Linked DNA regions of Homo sapiens: region 1 is linked to region 2. Evidence: chromatin contacts called from ENCODE Hi-C or POLR2A ChIA-PET data. All regions are on one chromosome and are shown on one strand. The core of a region is the stretch at or near the end of the contact, and the rest is flanking DNA. Distances in the headings are between cores, read along the strand shown.

Evidence for each region. A loop is a pair of places that touch in the nucleus more often than their neighbours do. ChIA-PET counts read pairs that join two places held with the same protein, here RNA polymerase II (POLR2A). Pooled maps may share reads with other maps.
Region 1: a pooled map shows a loop between it and region 2 (9-fold over the local background). The contact joins the enhancer-like site here to the promoter of PHIP in region 2. A Hi-C loop is called at or near these places in 1 of 37 single-sample maps with no recorded cell type and 5 of 50 pooled maps. POLR2A ChIA-PET finds 5 or more read pairs at or near these places in 2 of 52 experiments (both activated T-cell).

What each region holds. Positions count from the first base shown.
Region 1 is chr6:80,162,781-80,165,480 of GRCh38, reverse strand. All of the region lies in intron 3 of BCKDHB (branched chain keto acid dehydrogenase E1 subunit beta), which reads right to left. Among named protein-coding and RNA genes, the nearest start is that of BCKDHB, 57 kb to the right of the region's middle. Within about 2 kb of position 1,425, at least 6 of the 41 ENCODE cell types and tissues checked have a DNase peak (open chromatin) inside an H3K27ac peak, as active enhancers do.
Region 2 is chr6:79,076,805-79,079,514 of GRCh38, reverse strand. It overlaps PHIP (PHIP subunit of CUL4-Ring ligase complex), which reads left to right and starts at 1,261. Exons shown (of 40, transcript NM_017934.7): 1 at 1,261-1,486; 2 at 1,602-1,660; 3 at 1,786-1,815; 4 at 2,008-2,067. The coding sequence starts at 1,447. It overlaps LOC124901346 (a long non-coding RNA gene), which reads right to left. Exons shown (of 2, transcript XR_007059652.1): 2 at 2,249-2,710. RefSeq lists an enhancer at 834-883 and silencers at 1,004-1,243, 1,374-1,543, 2,043-2,542.

The sequences.
Region 1 (2,700 bases), core at 176-2,675, 1.1 Mb before region 2:
GCTTAATCATTTCCTTTGAATATGAACGAAACATGGGGCAGGTGTTGGGAAATGCCGACCAGACACATCCTGTAGTTTGCCAGGCTATAAGCAGCTGCAAAAACTGAAAGCATGATTCATACTCATCATGATCTGTGACTATCTTCTGAAATTGTGACCTCTATTCCTCATCAATTCCCTATTTGACTGTGAGTAGCTTGATAATCTTTGAAAATCTATGATTCCAGTGAACCAAAAACTCAGTGGTAGAAAATGAACGTAAATTCCAGCTGTCTCCCATGGAATTCACAGCCCTGGAATACCTGAACCACCTTAACCAAACTAGCAGCATTCTTATTGATTCCTTGCTAGTTCATGGGATTTAGATATTTTTCATCTCGGTAAGAAATATAGCCTTGTTGCCAATAGAAAGCAGAAAAAAGTGAGTTTCTCAGAACTCTCTTACCCCAAAACATGTTTGATTTGAGGAAATAGTTTAACAAGTCTCTCTGACAAGTTTCTATGATGTAGCAAAAAGTGCTTCAACATGAACTGTTAAAAATCGGTTTCTATTTTCTCCCAGATACTGATTGAGGAGAAGAGCACAAATAAGACACACAATATTGATGACTTCCTCTATCTTATAATGCAATTCATCCAATGTAAAGTTCCTGTAGTACCCTGTAAGTGTCCTGATAGATGAAAAAATACATGAGTGACTGCACTATGAGCCAAGAAAGACCTGGGTTTAAGTGTTACCTCCACGGATTACTAAACACTCTAAGGCTCCATTTCTTATGTGTAATAGAAAAATTATAACACTGAAAAGACTATAATAATTCATACATTTATTCAACAAATGTTTTTAAACTACTTAATATTATACAGACACTTTCCTAACAGCAGCAAACAAAACGAAAACATTCCTCATGAATGTTTACATTCTAGTCACAAGAAATGCAATAAAAACAAAATAAATGAAGGAAATATTTAGTTTGTTAGATGATGAACCAGGGGAGTAGGTGATGGAGGGAGGGAAACTACTATGATTTTTAAGGACATTGGGAAGACCCCACTGAGAGGTGACAGTTAAGCAAAGGGTTTAAATAAATGAGGATGTGTACCATGCATATATCTGAGAGAATAAATATTCTGGGCAGAGCGACCATCAAGTACAAAAACCATGGGGTAAGAAAATGTTTAATATATCAGAGGAAGGGCAAGGAGTCCAGATTGCCTGGTCTAGAGTAAAAGAAAGAGTAGTAGGAGATAAAGTCAAGGAGTTACAGGATGGAATGGGTAGATGATCAAGCAGGGCCCTGGAGGACATTGTAAACCCTCTTTTACTGTGAGAGCGAGTCAGAGAGCAGGTGAGTGAGAAAAACAGGAAGTTCTTGAGTACGGTCATGCCATTCTCTGAGCTGCATTTCAACAGGATCCTTCTGACTCGTATTTGGTGAATAGCCTGTCAATAGCAAGGGTGGACACAGCAAGATTGATTATCTGCTACTGCAATAATCCCAGTAAGAGATAACAATGCATAATAGCAGAGAAGGTGGAGAAATGGTGTGAGACTCTGGATATACTCTAAAGATAGAGCTAAAAGGATTTGCTGATGAAATGGATGTGCAGTATGAGTCACAGCAATACTAAGGATGATTCAAAGTCTTTTGGCCTGGGTAACCTGAAGGACAGAGTTCCCAGTAACTGAGAAAGGGAAAACTGTGAAGAAGCATGTTGGGTGAGAGATCAGCAGCTCAGGTTTGGAGATGTTTACTTTGAGATGCCCTCAGATATTCAGGTAGAGCTATCAATTAGACTGTTGGATATAAGTTGGAAGTCTTCAGCATAAAGACAGCATTTAATAACAAGGGATGGGATAAGATTACCTAGTAAATTTAAATAGAGAGAAAAGAAGAGATCTAAGATTGTAGCCTGGATACTCCAATGTTAACAAGACAAGCAGGTGAGACATAAATCAGCCAAGTTGAGAAGGAAAACAAGCCAGAGTTTGGAGGAAAACCAGGAGGAGAATGTGTTGTCCCAAAAGGAAGTGTTTCCAAGAAAAGAGTGATTAACTTGTGTCTATACTGCTATTAAAAAGTGAGATGAGGACTGAGGATTTTATCATTGGTGACCTTAACATGACCGTTTCTGCAAAGTAGGAGAGAAGAGAAAAAAAAAAAAAAAGCTTAATTGCAGTGACTTCAAGTGAGAATAGAGAATAGAAGCAGAGAAATTGAAGACAATGAGTAGTGACAATTATATGGAGAAACGGTGCTATAAAAGAGAGAAGAAGCCAGGCGCTATGGCTCACACCTGTAATCCCACCACTTTCGGAGAATCACTTGAGCCCAGGAGTTCAAGACCCTACAGCAAAACCCCATCTCTACAAAAAATACAATAAAAACATTAGCCGGGTGTGGTGGCACGTGCCTGTAGTCCCAGCTACTCAGGAGGCTAAGGTGGGAGGATCATTTGAACCCAGGAGGTCAAGGCTGCAGTGAGCTGAGATGGCACCACTGCACTCCACCCTGGGCAACAGAGTGAAATTCTGTCTTAAAAAAAAAAGAGAGAGAGAGAAGAGAAGAGAAAGGGAGCAGTCACTAGAGGGGAATATGGGGTCAAGAGAGTTTTGGGTTTTTTTGTTTTGAGATGTAGTCTCGCTCTGTCACCCGGCTGGAATGCAGTGGCACAATCTCCACTCACTGCAACCTCTAC
Region 2 (2,710 bases), core at 12-2,511:
TCGGTAATTACATACTAATTTACGAAAGATTTTTTTTTCTCCTTTTCGTCAGTTTTCAAGAAGTCTTCCCGTGATTAACTGTAAACAGGAATGGTTTACATCTCAAATTAGAAGCCATTAATTAGCATGACGAAGTCAACTGCAAGATACACAGATTATTTAAATTATTTAATCACTATTCACCTTGGCTAAACTGTAGTATACTCTTTCAATATCCTTAGGCAGGTTATCGATCTGTCACTAAATTACCTCCAGATCAGTTAGACATGAATATTAGCGTCCTTTCCTTTCCCTCAGGTTTACATTCTCCCTTCTCGTAAACACTTAAAAAAGCTTTAAGGTTCTTTAATTCCAAATACCTAATTAGCCATCACTAGCCTTTTTGTAATAAGGAAAAAGAGTATCTGAAGTACAAATCAAGAGTTCGCTTTGCCCGTTTAACAATAAAAAACATTTAAAAAACGTACGCCAAAGGCAATGGCAGTAATAAAAGAAATATGCAGAGGTGGCTTCAGCAAATAACGGGTTTGCAAAACGCAAGTGCTTAACAAAAAGCAGCCCAAACCTCTATTGCAATATACAGCACTCCAATAAATTACACAACACTTGCATAGGCTGCAGAAATAACGCAGGACAAGACTTACACAGATGCCAATCCGCAGCATTTATACACATGCACATGGCAAGAGACAGAAACCAAACACTATCATTCAACTCGGGAAGGGTAGCGCGATCCCGAGCTTGCCCAGCGTGAGAGTGCTCTCTGCGTGTGTGTCTGTGTACGCGCGTGAGTGAGACCCATCCTTGGGGCATTTCCCCTCTCTGGGCAGTTTTGCTTCATTTGTTTCATATTTCTGCTACATAGAAACTAACTTCCATCTCAGCTCCAGCCAGCGCCGCTGAATAGAGCCTGTGCTGCGGCTCCGTGTGCGTCAGATCCCTCCGCGGAACCGTCCCCGGCCCCCTCCCTGCCACTATCGGCCTCCACAGAGAAAGCGCCTTCCAGCCAACCGGCGGCTTGGGCTCCGACATCTTCTCCGACTGGAAATAAATAAATAAATCGCACGCCCTGCGGGGAGGAGCGGGTGGGGGTCTCACTGTGCCGCGTGCGGAGCGCTGGGGACGAGGGGTCGGAGGCACTCCTTTTTTAGCGCCGGGGGGCGGGGGCGCGGGCCAGAGCCGGGGCCGAGCCCTGGGCCGCGAAGGCGGCGGACTCCTTTCTGCGGCGGAGGGATCCGCGGCGGAGGCGGCCACGGCCGTAGTCGCTGCCTGAGAGTTGTTGTTTCCTCCTCCTCCTCCTCCGCCTCCGCCGCCGTTGCTTGAATGGTGGAGCCGAAGCTCGGCTCGTGAACACACACTGACAGCTATAGGGCAGGCGGCGGCACCGTCCCCGCTTCCCCTCGGCGGCGGGGTGTCCCGTCGGCGGCCCTGAAGTGACCCATAAACATGTCTTGTGAGAGGAAAGGCCTCTCGGAGCTGCGATCGGGTAAGTCGGGGGGCTGCCGGGGCCGCTGGCACCGGGCGATTCCGCCCGCGGTCCCCCGCCCCCCGCCGCCCGACCGCTCAGCCTGTGTGTCTCCCCGTCCCTCTCTCCCGCGCAGAGCTCTACTTCCTCATCGCCCGGTTCCTGGAAGATGGACCCTGTCAGCAGGCGGCTCAGGTACGGCGGCGCGCGGCGCGGGCCGGGCCGGCGCTCGCCGCTCGCGGGCGTGGGGGAGGGAGGCGGCGGCGGCGGGGCCGCGGCCCGGGGCGCGGGGCTCAGCTCTCCCCGCTTTGTTGTTGCAGGTGCTGATCCGCGAGGTGGCCGAGAAGGAGGTAAGGGCGGCGGCGGCCCGGCGCGTCCCGCCGCCGCGCGGCCGCCTCTGGGCCGCTGCGCCGCCGCTGCCGCCGCCGGCAGGGCGCGGGGCGCGGGGCTCGGGGTCCCCGCCGGGGCGCGGGGCGGGCGGGGGAGGGGAGCGGGCGGGTAGGGGCCGGGGGCCGGGCTCACGGGGTGTCCTCTCCCCGCAGCTGCTGCCCCGGCGCACCGACTGGACCGGGAAGGAGCATCCCAGGACCTACCAGAATCTGGTGAGACATTCACGTCGCAGAGCAAAGAAACTTTTCCCTGAGTCGAATAAAAATTGAATTTCCCGCAATTTTTTACAGAGACAAAAACTTGGCCCTAGAACGTGAAAGCTCCAAAGGCCATGGGGAGGGTTGGGAGGCCGGCGCGGGGTCTGCGGGGGCCAGTGGCCGGGGGTACTCGTACTTCGGGGCCGCAGGGGCTGCGGACAATTTATTTGTGATATTTTGTTAATGTGCTAGAAATAAAGATACGTCATGAGTGTTGTGCAGTGCAAGGCCGGAGGAGGAGGGGCCGGCGCGCGCGTCCGTGCGGGCGCGGGGGCGCGCGAGAGTCGGCGGCGGCGGGAGCGGCGCGAAGAGGGAGAGCGCGCTCGCTCGTTCGCTTGCTCGCTCTGCACGCGCGGCCGGCTCGGCTTTCTCCTGCCCTACACAATAGCTGGTGACTAACTGCTCCGAAGTGGCATTAGCATTTCACAAGCAGGCTATCCAGCCGCTGCGGTACCGTGGCAAGACATTATTTTTTCCCCCTCTGTCGTTTATTTTGTTTTCCTTAAATTCAGTCCTGGGTTTTTTGTTGGAAGGATTCTGATGTGTGATGATAGTTGGTCAGTGCTTCGTCTTGCATTTACTAAAACACATCTTTGCA